Regions from separate parts of the Mus musculus genome. Here region 1 is linked to region 2. The links are chromatin loops, found by intact Hi-C in ENCODE. Cell type or tissue: left cerebral cortex. All regions are shown on one strand. Each heading gives the region's core, and the rest is flanking DNA. Links, peaks and the distances in the headings are about the cores only.

What was found. Peaks named below come from ENCODE experiments on the same cell type or tissue, not always from the same donor. Only the 100,000 strongest peaks of a DNase experiment are listed, where the experiment ranks them.
Region 1: a loop joins it to region 2, with 3 times the contacts of the local background. A loop is called at or near these places in 1 of 42 quality-filtered maps.

What each region holds. Positions count from the first base shown.
Region 1 is chr4:148,856,389-148,863,963 of GRCm38, forward strand. The region is part of intron 2 of Casz1 (castor zinc finger 1); the gene reads left to right. Among named protein-coding and RNA genes, the nearest start is that of Gm42352, 11 kb to the right of the region's middle. RefSeq lists an enhancer at 3,083-4,568. In left cerebral cortex, for the core only: no CTCF peak of the experiment used is centred there; a DNase peak (open chromatin) is centred at 3,688.
Region 2 is chr4:149,070,172-149,077,746 of GRCm38, forward strand. It overlaps Pex14 (peroxisomal biogenesis factor 14), which reads right to left. Exons shown (of 9, transcript NM_019781.3): 2 at 5,849-5,896. Among named protein-coding and RNA genes, the nearest start is that of Gm46722, 24 kb to the right of the region's middle. In left cerebral cortex, for the core only: no CTCF peak of the experiment used is centred there; a DNase peak (open chromatin) is centred at 3,466.

The DNA.
Region 1 (7,575 bases), core at 2,507-5,006, 210 kb before region 2:
GAGTTTTTTGGAAAAAAAAATGGTATTTTAATGCTTTCTATTAAATTGGGACTAAAAGTGGTGTCTTAATTTGCATGCATTAGCATATTTGCATATAGATCACTGAAATGGTGGAAGAGAGAAGAGCCTTTAAATGAAAATTCTTTTAAAGGCACAGGCCTGCCTCCCTCTCCCTCTCCCTCTGGGATTTGTACTTGATCTTTCTCTGCACCTACAGCCCGCCTTGTGTCTTGATCGCCACGGGAATAGGTAGCTGACCGACACTCAGAGCTGTTTCACTGTGGAATTAGAGGCTGGCAAGCCCTGGTTCTTGGTCACCACAGCCCTGTGGCTTCCTAGTGTAGCCAGGACTCGAGTTGGCCTGTCCCAGAGGTGGCTGTGCGGGGAGGGGCTTGCATCTACCACCAACAGACTGTGGGCCTGGGTCCCTGGGCCTCTGCAAGCCTTTGTCCTCCCACAACTTGGGTTTTCTCCTCTCACCCTTCCTAGGCTATGTTTTGTGCTATGGGTCTACTGTAGACACGGGTGCTCCCTGAGACTTTCCTGGGCTTATAGCCTGGCTTTGTACCAAAGGAGGGGAGGGGGTAGGTGGAGTGGCCTGCTTCTGCTGGTTCTCCCTCTGCCAGCTTCCCCTTCCCACCCTCTTGACACAGAAGGCCCAGGCTGCTGTGTCTCCTTTATCGTTTAGGCCTCCAGTTGTTTAAATGTCACCTCTTCAGACTGCCTAAAGTCACCCCATATATTCCTCAGTCACTCTCTCTGTTTGCCCTCCAAGAACTTGTGTTTCGTCGATTCCGTGGTTATGGTAACGTCCCTTTTCCAGCACCCCCATCCTTGCCTGGGTTAAAGCCGGAGCTCCACGTCCATCTCCCTTAACCAATGCTTAAGACAGAGGTTGGGCATGTGGTAGGTGCCAAGTGAGTGTTTGTTGAGTAAGGGGGTCAGAACCCTTTCCAGAGCTGGGCTAGTAGTGTCCTCAGTGTCGCTGCCTGACTGTGCACAGCAGCCTCTGTGCTGTACTGTGGCCCTCTGCAGATGTCCTGAGTTCAATCCAGGAACAGGGACCTCCAGGCTACTGGGAGGCACTCTGGATGGCAGGCAGGAAGCAGGGATCTGGCCTCGGTGAGCAGCCAGAGAGGTGGCTCCTCTGCAACATGCAGCTGAGGGGAACAGTTTTGACTAATGGAGCTAAGAGTCCTCTTGTGGCAGCCCAAGGAACCCCAATCCTTACAGCCAGGTAACTCCCGCAAGCATCTTTCTTCCCGGTATGGGAATCACACTGGAACTTCAGGGCGTGCAGTCCAGAGTCCCAGCATCCTGTATGTGGATTGTGATGCTGGCCAGCTTTTGTATGGCAGCTCTATTACCCTCTGTACAGTCAGGTGAGATCTGACTCAGTTCAACGCCACCTCTGATGATTCCCTATTCTGATGGGCGGGGATTTCTGATAGGCCCCTCCAAGCTGACAGCAGCCTTGGGCTCCGTGCCCAGCCGGAGGAGGGGAGGACCCAGAGGAGGTGAAGGGGGACACCCAGGGTTGGAGAGGGGCTGTGCCTCCACCACTAATGAAAACCGGAAACCAATTGAACAGGACAAGGTGCCCAGCCAGCAGGTTGTGGGAACGAGGGGCCTAATGGATGTGGCTAGTATACGGGAGCGGATGCCCCATTGATCGTTTAGTGGCTATATTTATCCACCTTGGGTCCCTGGCCCAGCAAGCTGGATGGTACAGGGATAAATAAATGGCCGCTGAAATATTCATGAGCTGCACATGCACATCCGTGGTCAGGGGGACTGCCAAGGGCCTTTGCTTCCTTCCTTCACCCTGTTCTGCAGAAGCCTTTCAGGAAATTCCTCCCACCTGGGCCAGGTGAAGCTTGGCCCAGCCTCGCTGGGCACTCAGCCCAGCCTACCACCTTGGGAACACCTGCACGGCCTTAGCCCCTCCCACTTGGGGCCAGGCTGATCCCCTGCCTTGCTTTGTCCCTTCCCTGCCCCATAGTGATGGATTGGACATGTGCGGCCGTGGCTGCTTGCTTGACCCTGTGTGCCCTGCTGGAGCTCTACAAGGACAGACTTGTAGCTCATTTGTTCCTGTGTTTCCCACGTGGCCTGGCATGGTGCGGATTCGACCTTGAGAGAGGGCCATTGTATGTTTGGAGGGAAGCTCAGAGGTGGTTGAGTCTCAAAGCACTGCCCTTCTTAAGCACATGACTTTACATCTCAGGACTCAGTTTCCTCATCTGCAAAATAGGCTTAAGAGCGATGTGGAAGCTGGGCAGTGGTGGCACACGCCTTTAAGACCAGCACTCAAGAGGCAGAGGCAGGTGGATCTCTGTGAGTTTGAGGCCAGCCTGGACTGAAGAGAGGGTTTCAGGACAGCCAAGGCTACACAGAGAAACCCTGTCTCAAAACAAAACAAAACAAAACAACAAAACGAAAAACAAACCCAAAAACAAAACAAGCAAACAAAAAGAGCAATGGGGAATGTTGGATTGTGGACCTGGGCCTGCTGGAATTGGAAGCCAGGTGCAGTTGGCTGAGAGAAGAATTCTGGACCTGTCTAGGCTGTTGAATCAGCCTTTCCCAGGGAGGGGCCTGGAAACCGCACAGATTTACCCTGCTTCTCAGAAACTTCCTGCTCACTAGAGTTCAGATGTTCTAAGTTTGTGGCTCTCGTTACCTCTGTCTTGGTAGCGCTTGGCCACCAGCAGCTCAGTGACCTCCTCTATGCTATCCAGACTCTGAGACATTGGGCCAGGAATGTGAGAGACAGAGAATGACTCTGGAGCACTTGGCTACCAGATATTATGGTGAATCTGCCTGGCCGGGGACGGCATAGGGGCGGGCATCAGAGCCTGGCTGAATCCTGCCCAGCAATGCTCCAAGCAAGGCTGGAGATACTGCCTGTCTGCAACAGGTTGGGACCAGGCGTCAAGAGCACCAATGCGTCCTGGGTAATGGTTAGAGGCTAGCCCAGGAAGGCCTGGACACAGTGTCCTTTGGGATCTGCCTTTAACTCTTCAATTCTTCCCCCACTGAAGGAAGGTCCCTGTGGTGGAGAGGGTGCCATTGATACAGGCCAGTCGCTTGGCAAGATCTGGCTGAACTAGCACATTTTCAAGCATATGTGCCCATAGCTACCCATAACCGCAAGGCCTCTGCCTCTGGGTGCCTAGAGCTCACGCTGTCACTTTGGTGACACAGAGACCTGTGCTGCCTGCCTGTTGGGTTGCACAGGACCGGTCCTTTGGTAAGTAGATGGCCATGACTTGAAAACTGCCTGACCCCATTTAAGGAGTGAGGGTTAAACTGGCCATCTGCTGTGAGTCCCTGAGGGCTCAGAATATAGAGAGAGGAGTCTTCGAGCCTGGGTGAAGACAGAACTACTGTCCCTGGCACTCAGCGAAGAGGCGCCTGCCAGCCCACCCCCTCCCCCAGCCAAAGTTTGATCCAAACAGGAGCAAACTTTGGGGACCGCCTTGGCGCTGCATGGAGCCAGGCTGAGCCTGCGAGTGGCAGCGAGAGCAGAGGGAGGCAGCCCAGGCAGCCCTGGCGCCTGACTCCACGGTCCCAAGTCCCCTCCCTGAGCTCCCGGTCCGCGCCCGCGTTTCCAGGCGCCTCTCTAGTCAGCTCAGAATGCAGCTTGGGGCCCGTGGCGGCTCAACCTTTCCCTCTCCCAGAGCCCCGGTCTAATCAACCCCTATAATTTATGCAGAAAATATGATTTATATTTAATTTCACCACACTTGCATTGTTAATTTGAGATGTAATTAACCCGTCGCCATGACAACTAATTTTGTGATGCCGTAAATTACCGCCGTCTTTTCATCAAAATTCAGTTACTTTGGCTCCTGTGTGCAATGTACTGATGCAATTAGGTTGCTAAGGGCAACTCAAAAGTGTTCAATTTCTTTTGTGCAACTGCACTGGGATAGAAGCTCCCTTGCGTCCTCCCAGGGTCCCGTCGGCCATGGGCAGGGGAGCTGGGGGCGAGCGGCCGCCCTAGAGGAATGCTGTTGGAAAAGGCGGACTGGGTGGGCGCCTGCTGCCTCTGCTTCTCTGCCTCGCACCCGCTTCTCTCAGTAATTGTTTTTAAACAGTGGCCCCTAGATATATGCCCCAGTTCCCCGCCACAGGATCACAGGGCTGCGGAAGGGTTTCAGCGGCTCTGACTCGGGCCGCAGACTTTCCTGTCCCAGGTAGCCAGGCGGTTCACCCAGAAAGAGCCAAAGCCACCTCCCCTTTCTTCTCTCCTGGTGTCTAACTTGTTTATATAGATCTTTCCCTCTCCCTCTCTCTTTCTCTCCCTCTCTCTCTCCACTTTTTTCTTTATTTAAAACAAAAACCCTCTGTGTTGCTTTTGTCACGTTAATTCCCATTTTGCCAACACCAGGGGCCCAGGCAGACGAGTTACCAAGGAACACAAAATTTTAATTAGTGTATTTTAATCATTCAGGCTTTCCGAGCTAATCCACACGCCCTAGAGAATTCCCGAGATGCAGCTCTGCCCTGCTTTACCATTTATTGTTGAGTCTATTATAATTACTGTTAGCAGGTGGGGACTGGGAGATGTTTATTATGAGTTTTTCATCTTTAGTATAATTACCGAAAAAAACAAAATAAAAAGATGTCGTTGTATTTTGTTTCCTAGAATTCTTTTTTTTTTTTTTCCAGGGGAGGGCATGGCTGTGGGGTTTTTTGTTTTGTTTTTTTGCCTTCTTCTTTCCAGGCAGGTAGGTGAGTTAAGAGTTTTAGTGCCAGAAGACTCTTTAAGTTCAGCGCCGAGCCCTGTTCCATACGCGATAGGCCCAGGAAAGTAGAATGGCTGCCAGCTCTGATGGACATCTGCTTTCTGAGGTCCCAGCTGTTGAGAGTAAGGTCTGAGGCCAATCGGCTGAGAGTACTGGTAGACCTACTTTGTGCTGGTGACTCTCTGGGTCTGCTCTGTCTAGAGAGCTGGCCAAAGCGCACCTGTTGGAGGTGGGCCTAAAATGCTGAGCAGTTATAAACTGGCTGTTAATATTTATTAAGTGTGTAGTACGTACCAAGCCTCACATTGTCTTCTTTAGCTGCATAGTTTTGCTAAATCCCTCAGCCCCACTCTGAAGCAGATACCAGTGTCAGTCAGATCCTATTTTACGTGGGAAGGCCAAAATGCACATTCCCAAGCTAAGAAGCAGCAGCAGGGAATTTAAACCTCAGAGCCCAGGCTCCCTCTCACTACACCACAAGCAGATCTTCCAGGTCTCATCAGAGACACCTCCTCCCAGAAGCCTTCCCGGATTTCCGGAGGCTGAGGCGTGTGCTCCTCGGATAGGTAGATGCCTGGTGACTTCTCCTAGGGCCTGACTGTCAGGAGGGTGGAGAGTTCCTGCCACTATCTCTGTTGAAGCCCAGCAGCTGAGGCCTCTAGTACAGGGGCAGCTTTTAGGAAGTGTGTAGGGGTAGGTGGGTGTGCAGGTGGACCTGGTATCATGGTGCACTTGACCCACTGCAGTTCCTGGATCTCTGCATGTGAACATCCCTCTGAAATGCCACTCTTAGCAGAAGCCAGGGGCTGAGAGTTTCTGATTCCCACTGGAAAAGGTAGCTTAAGGACCTAGGTCAAGGGTAGGTCTCATCCTGGAAACTCTGTGTGATGCAAACCCTTAATTGGCTTCTTTGTCCCAAGGATGGACGAGGACACAGGCACACGTGTACACACACACACACACACACACACACACACACACACGTACACACATACATACACATACACATGCATACACACACATACACATGCATACACACCGTATGGGGATCTAGAGCTTCTCCCTTCCTTCCTTCCTTCCTTCCTTCCTTCCTTCCTTCCTTCCTTCCTTCCTTCCTTCCTCTCTCTCTCTTTCTCTCTCTCTCTTTCTCTTGTTTTCAAATAGTTTCCCCTCTAATTGATGATTTTCCAGTTTTTCTGGAAACTTGCACACCTCTGCACTAGCACCCAGGTTGGCGCTGAAGGCCTTTAACTTTCCCAGAGAGCATGGAGCAAAATGCCTTGGAGCTGGCCTCTGCTCCTTTCCAGCCTGCTTCCCCAGGGAAGGAGGGGCGGGTAATTAGCACAGCCCTGGGAAAGGGCCCAGGGCGAGCTGCTGTTACACACTGGTGGCAGGACTCCCTGTTAAGCTCTGAATTCTTGGGTGCTCCCACCCCCACTCCCACCCCCACCCCAGCTCCTTTTCACTCTTATCAGAGCAGGGTTTACCCAGCACCACCTTCCCCTGGGAGACCAGAGTGGATCAAGCCAAGAGTGGACATGGCCTACTCTCCCCAAGGTCTTTAGATATTGGCCAGCAGTGTGTAGCATCTGACCTGCCTGAGCCTATACACTCCTCAAGGTCCCCATCCTGCCAAGTGGTATATAGATTATCTCAAATCTGAAAATACTCTAAAATCTGAAACCTGAGTGCATCCATGATGCCTCACAGTCGAAGGCAGCGGCATTTAAAATATCGCTGGCCATGTAGCCCAGTTGGCAAAGCTCAGGCTCTGCATGGGTGGCACCTTGGACCTATGTCCAGCACTGCATAAACTGGCAGTAGAAGCTGGAGGGTCAGAGTTCAAGGTCATCGGCTAGCTAATGAGTTTGTGGCTAGCCTGGGCTACATGAGGCCTGGGGGGTGGAGGAAGAGGGTTAGTGAGACAGCTTATCTGGCAAAAGTGCTTGCAGCCAAACCCAAACCTAAATTAGATCCCCAAGACCCACACAGGAGAAGAAGAGAAGGTGCTGGAAAGTCTGGAACGTGTCGGCCAACTCCACACGCTCACTGTGGCATGTGCTACACTGACACTCATACAATTTTCTTTTTAATTTAGTTAGAAAAAAATTGAGACAGGATCTATGTAGCCCTGGCCGACCTGGAACTCTGTATGTAGACTAGGCAGACATGGAACTCTCTGTGTAGACCAGACTGGCCTAGAGTTCACAGAGAACTGCTTGACTCTGCCTCCCAAGTGTAAATTAAAAAAAAAAATGCCTGTAAAATAATAAACAATTTTTTTTAGAAAAATAATGCCAGGAAGGAAGAGATGAGGGGGAGAAGAGGGAAAAGGGAAGGGAGGAGGGAAGGGAGGGACGGAGGAAGGGTGGAAGAAGGGAGGGGCTGTGTGTATAAATTATGTATTAGCACAATGAGTTTCATTTAGTCTTTAGTACCCTCCTCAAGATATCTCATGATATATGTAAAATTCCTGAAGTCCAAAATCATCTAAAAATCTAGAAGTACTTTCACTTCCAAGCATTTCTGAAAAGTTTTCCACCTGCATCTCCATAGGAGATGGTGTTTTCCTCAGATGCCCCAGTGGCCTCAGCTAAGCAAGCCCTTGCCCTCAGTGGAATGAGAAAATTGTCCCTGCTGGTCCTCACTATAATCTCAGGGCATCAGTTGGCCTGGGGTGATCTATTACAGTGGCTTTCAAATGTGATGGACCCTTGGAATTATTTCTTTTCTCTCTCTCTCTCTCTCTCTCTCTCTCTCTCTCTCTCTCTCTCTCTCTCTCTCTCTTTCTCTCTCTCATATGTGTTGTGTTTGGTTTGTT
Region 2 (7,575 bases), core at 1,923-4,422:
CACCAGGCTTCCTTCCAAAAGAATGACATCGTGGGGACTTAAAAACAGGCCTCCCTCAATCAGTGTGCTCAGAAAAAAAGGCATACAAGCACTCCAGCCTTGGATCCTCCACCTCCAAAATAAAAGCAGGGTTCAGTGATCTGCAGGGCAGTGTCCTGCTTCCAGGAGCCACCGGAACACAAAGGAGAGCCACCGAAAAGCCAGGAAGCCTAAGCATAAACAAAGGTGAGTGCTGTCTCTGCCGGCTCTAATTAGTACCCCTAAGAGTTTCCATTCAGCTAATAATTATTTGTAAAAGAATACCTCCACACTGAGAACAGCCAGCTCCCCACCCACCCGTGAGAGGGAGCAACTGAAGCCTCTCAGACTAAGATAGGAAGGACAGGAGGAAGAGGTCGGCATCTCAAAATCAGTGAGTGGCCTGGAGATTAGAGCCGCCCAGAAGTGGAATGAGGCTTTTGCCCAGTTCATCCATTTCAGCATTTAGAGCTAACAAGTTTTCCTTACAGCTCTGTCAGGAAGAGAGGGGAACTCAGATGGGCACCTTCCAAACCACGAGCTGGTTTCCGTGAACATTTTCCTCCCTGAAGGTTTTAAACTACCAGGGTGGGGAGTGGGAAAGGAAGGAAGCCAGCATGTCTTCCTACCCTGGCTTCAGTCGCAGGTGATCAAGAAGCACCGTGAGGCCCACTCTCAAACTCTCTACATTTGGTTTTGTTCCCAAATAAAACCAGTCACCGTTCAGTCAGAAGGCTGAGGCAGAAGGGTCATGAGAACAAGGTCAGCATGGGCAGTACACTCCTGTCTCTTACAGAAATACACTAACACATTTGTGTGCTGCCTGCCCTGTGCCATCCCTGCTCACAACATCCTGACAGAGGTCCTCGGCACGGAAATGGCACAAGTGATCAGCCGGGAACACTTAAAACTACTTTGCTGTTTTTACAATCTTCCTGGGGACTTCCTGAAATTCCCACATTAGTGATTTCATTACTCGTGTATGTAAAACACCTTTGTGAATGTATCAAAAACAAGTTTATTGAGCCAGGTGTGGTGTGTAATTCTAGCACTTGGGAACTGAGGCAGGATAACTGGCATGAGTTCGAGGCCCAGCCTGGGTTACATAATGAGCTGCAGACCAGCCGAGACTACTGAGTGAGATCACCTTAATGCCTCCCATCCCCACCAAGTTTTCCCACAGAATACTTTGATTTTATAATATATCTACATTTGTTATGCTATTTATTATATACATGCATGTACATACTCGAATACGTGAGGATGCACGAAGAAATGTTCTAATGGGGAAAAAATGAGAACTACCTATCCACAAGGATCCTGCCAATTAGTACAGCAAGGTAGTTAGCCACAAAAGCTGCAAAAGACACAACCCTGGGGAAGGCTGTCAGGAGTACACTTAGAGATTGAAGAGAAAGACAACCAGCCACAGCCATTCAGACACTCACAGAACTGGCTGGCTTCCTGGATTCACCAAGATATTAATAACCCTTTGATAACCAGCCTCTAGTTTTAAAAACAAAGAGAAGGTTCTGGAGAGAGGACCTGGTGGTTAAGAGCAATTTCTGGGGCTGGAGAGATGGCTCAGCAGTCAAGAGCACTGACTATTCTTCCAGAGGTCCTGAGTTCAATTCCCAGAAACCACATGGTGGCTCACAACCATCTGTAATGGGATCTGATGCCCTTTTCTAGTGTGTCTGAAGAGAAAGACAGTGTACTCACATGCATAAAATAAATAAATAAATCTTAAAGAAAAAAAAAAGAGAGAGAGAACACTTCCTGTTCTTGCATAGGACCCAGAGTCAGTTCCCAGCACCACAAGGCAGACCACAACTGTCTGTAACTCCCGTTCCAGGGGTCTAGTGCCCTCCTCGGGCTCCTGGCACATAGACGGTACACAATAGGATACATACACGGAAGACAAAGCATCCACACCTTCAAGGACGGGGAGAAGAGCTGAGCTGACCTGTGTGGCACATGCCCAATAGGCAGAGGCAGGCAGATCTACCAGTATATACAGTGAGCTCCAGGCCAGTCTGTATGTGTGTATATCTAGTGAGACTCTGTCTCAAACCAAACAAAACAAAGCAAGAGAAGACTCTCAGGCATCAGGGGTGTGAGCTTCCCTAAAAGGACCAAACTCAAAGATGCTGTGGAACCCCACAGGATGACAAGACTCCGCCTTGATCTTAAGAAGCAAGAGCCAAAGGCTACAAGGGGTACTTTTATACCGAGACCACCAGCTCCACAATGGTAGGGCGTCTTTTCCTATAAGAGTTCAGTATACTGAGATGGCTTAATAGGTAAAAGTACTTGCTACCCGTCCTGACAACCTGAGTTCAACCCCACAACCTGCATGAAGAAAGAAACAAGAAAATCAATTCCCAAAAATTGTCTTCTGACCTCTACACAAGTGCTGTGGCACACTAGGACCAACACACACACACTAAATGTTAAGATGATGGTCAACAACTGCAATTCCATCACTTGGAGGCAGAGGCAAGAGAAGGCCAGCCTATTCTACATAGCAAGTTTCAGCAAAGTACAGTATACAGTGAGGAAAAGTTCTAATCTAGAAAAGTTGACAAGGTAGAAATCCTCTTTGGATTATTTTGGAGGAAGGAAGCAGGGAGCAAAGACTGAAAATAAAGCCAGCAGGGTGGGTAGCACACGCCTGTGATCAGCACTCAGGAGGCAGAGGCAGGAGGAGGCCTGTCCACGTAAGGACAGGCAGGCTGAGCCAGAGTCAGACACTGCATCAAAACAAGGAAGTGAATAATAAAGAAATGGGGAAAAAACTTATACCTACAACCAGAGGCAGCAAAGACTGCAGGAGACTCACCCATTAGAGAAAGAATTTGGTGTCCAAGAGCAAGAAGCTGAAATTCTAGTTGAACCAAACGCACAGGATTGCCAATGGTGTGGCTGACTACTGAGAAACAGAGTGGAGACGAATGAGCAGATGTGCAAACTGAATCTCACCACTTACTTCAAATAACCAGAAACCAGGTGACTGGAAGGAAGTCTCAGGTAAGCCAAGCCCTGTCAGCATCCCAGCAGGACTAGACCCAAGCTGCCCTGTGCAGCCATTCATTCTGAGTTGGAAACCAGGGCTTCGCATACGCTGAACGAGTGCTCTGCCTCTGAGTGAGCGGCCCGTGTACAGACTTCCCCCCACGTATTTCTAAGGTGACCTTGAACGCACGAGCTTCAGCTTCTTTAGTGTGGGATTACAAGTGTGCGCCATGTGCCCAGCTGCCCTCATTCTTAAAAACTTCCACTGTCTCGAAAAAAAAAAATTAACACTGCAACGAGTTAAAAATAAACACAACTTTACTATCATGTTCTTCGAGACCTAGCTCCAGACAGCCCAGAAACTATCCCCCAGTCCCCGCCCAAGCACCGTCCTCCTCCTCTGCATGCGGGCCCTCTCAGACTCACAGCCAGGCAATTCTGCACCAAATTATACATAACCTCGTGGCGCTTCCTCAAATTACATACAATGTTCCCTTTCCGCTAATTGTCTCATGTATACAAACGCCTTTTCTTCCCCAAATAAAACACACGAATTACTTAAAAAAACGAGGCTTGTTTGATTCTGTAATGGTCTATTCTCCGGTGCGGGTGCGGTGCTGCGGTTAAGCATCCAGGAAGCAGCCAGCACACTGAGCCTGAACAGCCTCCCTCCCTGATGAAGGAGCGGAGCACTGAATGCTTCCAAACCACACCCCTGTGCACTGAGCTGTGGGCCTGAGCTGTGCCCACTGCCTCACCAGCACCCTAGGATGCTCATCTAGGCAGTCGCCGGTCCACAGCTGCCAAGAGCTATCTTGGTGCTCGACCTGTGCCCCTGGCCTGCCCCACAAGCCAGCGTTCTATGGGCTCCTTTGCCGGCACCCTCCTGCCACCACTCCCGAGAGAAAGGAGTTGTTCACACAAGACCATACAACTCGGCTGGTGCCCTCATTTAATCAGGCTGCTGCAAATGGCTGGCCAAAAGCAATAAGGGCATGACTGAGAGACTGTGGGAGTTTAATATAAAAAAATTAATAAAAAAGGAGGGGGGAAGGAGAAAGGGTCTACCTTTTAATAGGGCCCTAATTACCCAACTCACAGGATCAGCCCAAATGAGATGGGAGTTTATTTCGGGTTTTTTTTTAATTATTGTTTTTTTTTATATATATATAAATTGCTGCTATGTGTTTTCTTTCCTCTGAGCAATTATGCAGTAAGTACGTAAAGAGGAGAAAAAATATTAATTAAATATAAGGTAATTGTAGAGTTGGCCTGGAGAGAATGAGTCTGAACTCTGGACGATCACAGGCTACCAGGGTTTGAAGACTGCTCAGGGGCTCCCAGAAAAGAAAGAAATAGCATAACCAGGCAGTAGGCAGATGCGCGGTACAGCGGAAGGAGCCACATTCAGAGTCCTACACAGCACAGGCCTGCAGGGCTCCCCGCACCCAGGCGTCAGGCAGCATCAGAGACTCCACGCTTCCACAGAGCTTTTCCAGTTGTGCCCCCAAAAGACAGCCTGGCCTCATGTTGAGGATGGAAAGCCAAATCAGGAAGTTTCAAAAGAGCCCGCAGCAGTAAGGGATAGAAACGGACTGCTGTGTTCAGTCTGGACTTCAGTGTAAGTCACAGCTTCTCTCTGAAAGGCTTGGAGGCAGGCCACAGAGCAAGCTCACAGGCCTGGAAGAACAGAGCATCTTCTGAAGAGCCAGGCAAAACTACAGAGTGGAGAGAGGTACCACAGACATGCTGGGATGAGCCCATCGCTGGGGACAGAGGTGACATGAGTAACAGCACCACTCCCCTGGAGACGTCTGGGAGGTACTTGGGTCCTCTGGGCCCATCTGCAGCCAGATCTATCTCGCCCTCTGCCTAGAAAGCCTTAGAACCTGCTAGAACCTGGCCCTGTTCACCGCAGCCAAGGGCTTCACGCCACCCTCTCCAGCTCGGCCGGGGAAGAGTGAAGAAAGCAGGAGACTGCCCGGGCTACGGAAACAAAGCCTGGGCAGATCGCCCCACGCTCACCGCTACCACCACTCCAAGTCAGGAAAGTCTTGGCAACGTTAAACCCAATGCTGGCGCGCCCCTAAAACTGAGCTGGTTTGCACAGAACCGGTCTTACTACCCAGCCCACAGGACTGACATCAAGTCCTGAAATGCCAAACAGTGAAAACAGGGCAGGCAGGCAGGCAGGCAGGGACTCTGGTTCAGACCACTCTGCAAACAGAGTTCCTTAGCTGAGAGCAGTGGTGTTTGTCCTCTACCTGCTGCGCTTGTGAAGCTGTGCCCGGAGAACTGTTGTGAGCAGGAAGCCAGCCTAGGCCACATAGTGAGTGCAAGGACAAACTGAGCTCCAGAGGGTGGCCCTCCTTGTTTAGAAAGAGAAAAGGTCCTTCAACCCTCAGTAGGTTTCTTTCCTATCAAGAATCTACAATACCATGGGTGCCACCCATCACAGACAGAACCACAGACCAAGCAACCCCAGAACCCTTCCTCTTACCTGGTCCTTAAAGGGCACCTCACCCCACCCCACCCCGGGTGCTTCACTGAGAAGCAAAGACTAGCTACTTCAGGTTTCTGACAGTGTGAAGCTGACAAGCAGCAACCTTGCTGTCACCTAGTCCTACTAGCAGCAGCAAACAAAGTGCCATGTGACTGTAGAGATGGGTGCTCCAAGAGGTCTTGTCACTCCCTCCTGATAAGCAGAAGTCACAAGCCAGAGGTCAGGGGCAAGGGTCACCAGGTCCTGCCTCCAAGCATGCAGGCCGCTGATTCGAGGCGCAGCCATAGGCTCCTCCAGGTCTTTCATACTTACCAGTGGCTCTCGGGGCACCACATTTTCACTTCCTGGAGGAGAGCTTGGCTGCAAAGAAAAACAGAAACAAAAGTAAGATCACAGTGCCACCTCATGGACATCAGAAAAACAGGCAGTGCACCCAGGTCGGTTCTGTTCTCCACGGGCTCCTGCAGCAGGAGCTGCGAGTCTCAGTCTGCAGACTGTTTCTGGGTTCACAGCCATAGCCCCTCATGAACAGGGCTGGTTTTTTCTCAGGAGGACCAAGGATCAGATGCAATCAGGAAGGATGTGGACCATGACAAAAAAGGCCAGAAAAAGGCCTAAGAATGGTCTACATGCTTTTCTACCACTGTCACAGATAGACTGAACTACAGAGAGAGCAAAAGTGTAGAACAAAAGGCAGCCACAGGGGGGCATCGGCAACCCACACTAAGGGGTTTTCTCTCATTGCAGCCAAGTGCCACTTTCTTTGGATTGTTTCGCTTCTGTGACAGTGTCTCCATGTAGCCCAAGCTGGCCTCCAACTCACCGTATCACTAAGTGTAACCTTAAAGCCCTGGTCCTCTTGTCTCAGCTTCCCCAGCGCTGGGATCAAAGAAATGCACCCCACCACTACTGCCCCCAGCCTACGGCACTGGCTACAGCACTGCCCATCACTAACAACCTGCTCTGGGTTAAGAAATAATCTGGTGTCAGGCTGAGAAATAAACAGAGCAGCCTATGAGCAAGCAATAGCACTGTGACCTGCCGGCCAGGCTCCCATCTGTTTCCTTCTGGGCCACAGCCTTTCTCATACCTTCAACCCTATACTGAACTAGCTAAAATTCAGAGCAAGAATAGGGTGCTAAAGCAAGACACAAATCTCCAGAAGGATGAGACAAGCGGCCGGCCTGAGTTGTGGTTAGTTTTTTACTGTTACTGACATTAAAGTCAATTTTCTACAGACAACACCCGGACAAGGGCAGCTAATGTGTATCCCAGGAGCCGGCCACCATTCTGCCTCCCAGCTAGTTCAGATGGCCTGTGCCAGCCTCCTATGAAGAGGGCAGAAGCTGAGAGAGGAAAGAGTCTAGAGAAGGTTCCTAAAGACCGCCTTACCGCACAGCTGCCTGCCACCACACACTTTATCCAGAGTTCTAGCCTATGAGCTCCACCACCCCAGAGCAGAAGGCCAGGCAGCTTGAAACTATAACTGGAGGTCAGTCCTCATACCTAGTGACCTTTCTCTCCCTGTGCCACCCTCCAGGCCTCCTTCCTGCCTCCCCTTAGATTTTCAAGTCTTAGCACAGACTGCCCTGACTGCCATGGATGCCTGCCCTCCAGTAACTGCTGGAAGGTCTTCAAGAGCTCCCTCCCTTACTCCCAAAGTACCCCTCATCTCCTCCTGCCCATCATCTCTCCTACGTAGCCATGGAGTCAACCCTCCACCTCTCTTTATCTCTGCTGCCATCACTTTGGTACAAGCTTCCAGCATCACTTGCCTGGACCACGGCAAATGCTTTCTAATCAGCTTACCTGGTCTCGTGCTGGCTCTCTTCCAATTCACTTTCCACAACACAAAACCCAAATCATTTGTAAAGGGCAACTCGATCATCTCCCTTACTTACTCATCCACGCCCATAAGCATCATCAATAGCTCCTTACTGTTCTCATAAGACAAGAACAAGTCCTCAGCGCGGTCTTGGAATCCTCCCATCTATTCTAAGCACATGTCAAGACTCTACTGCCTAACTCCCAAGCCCATC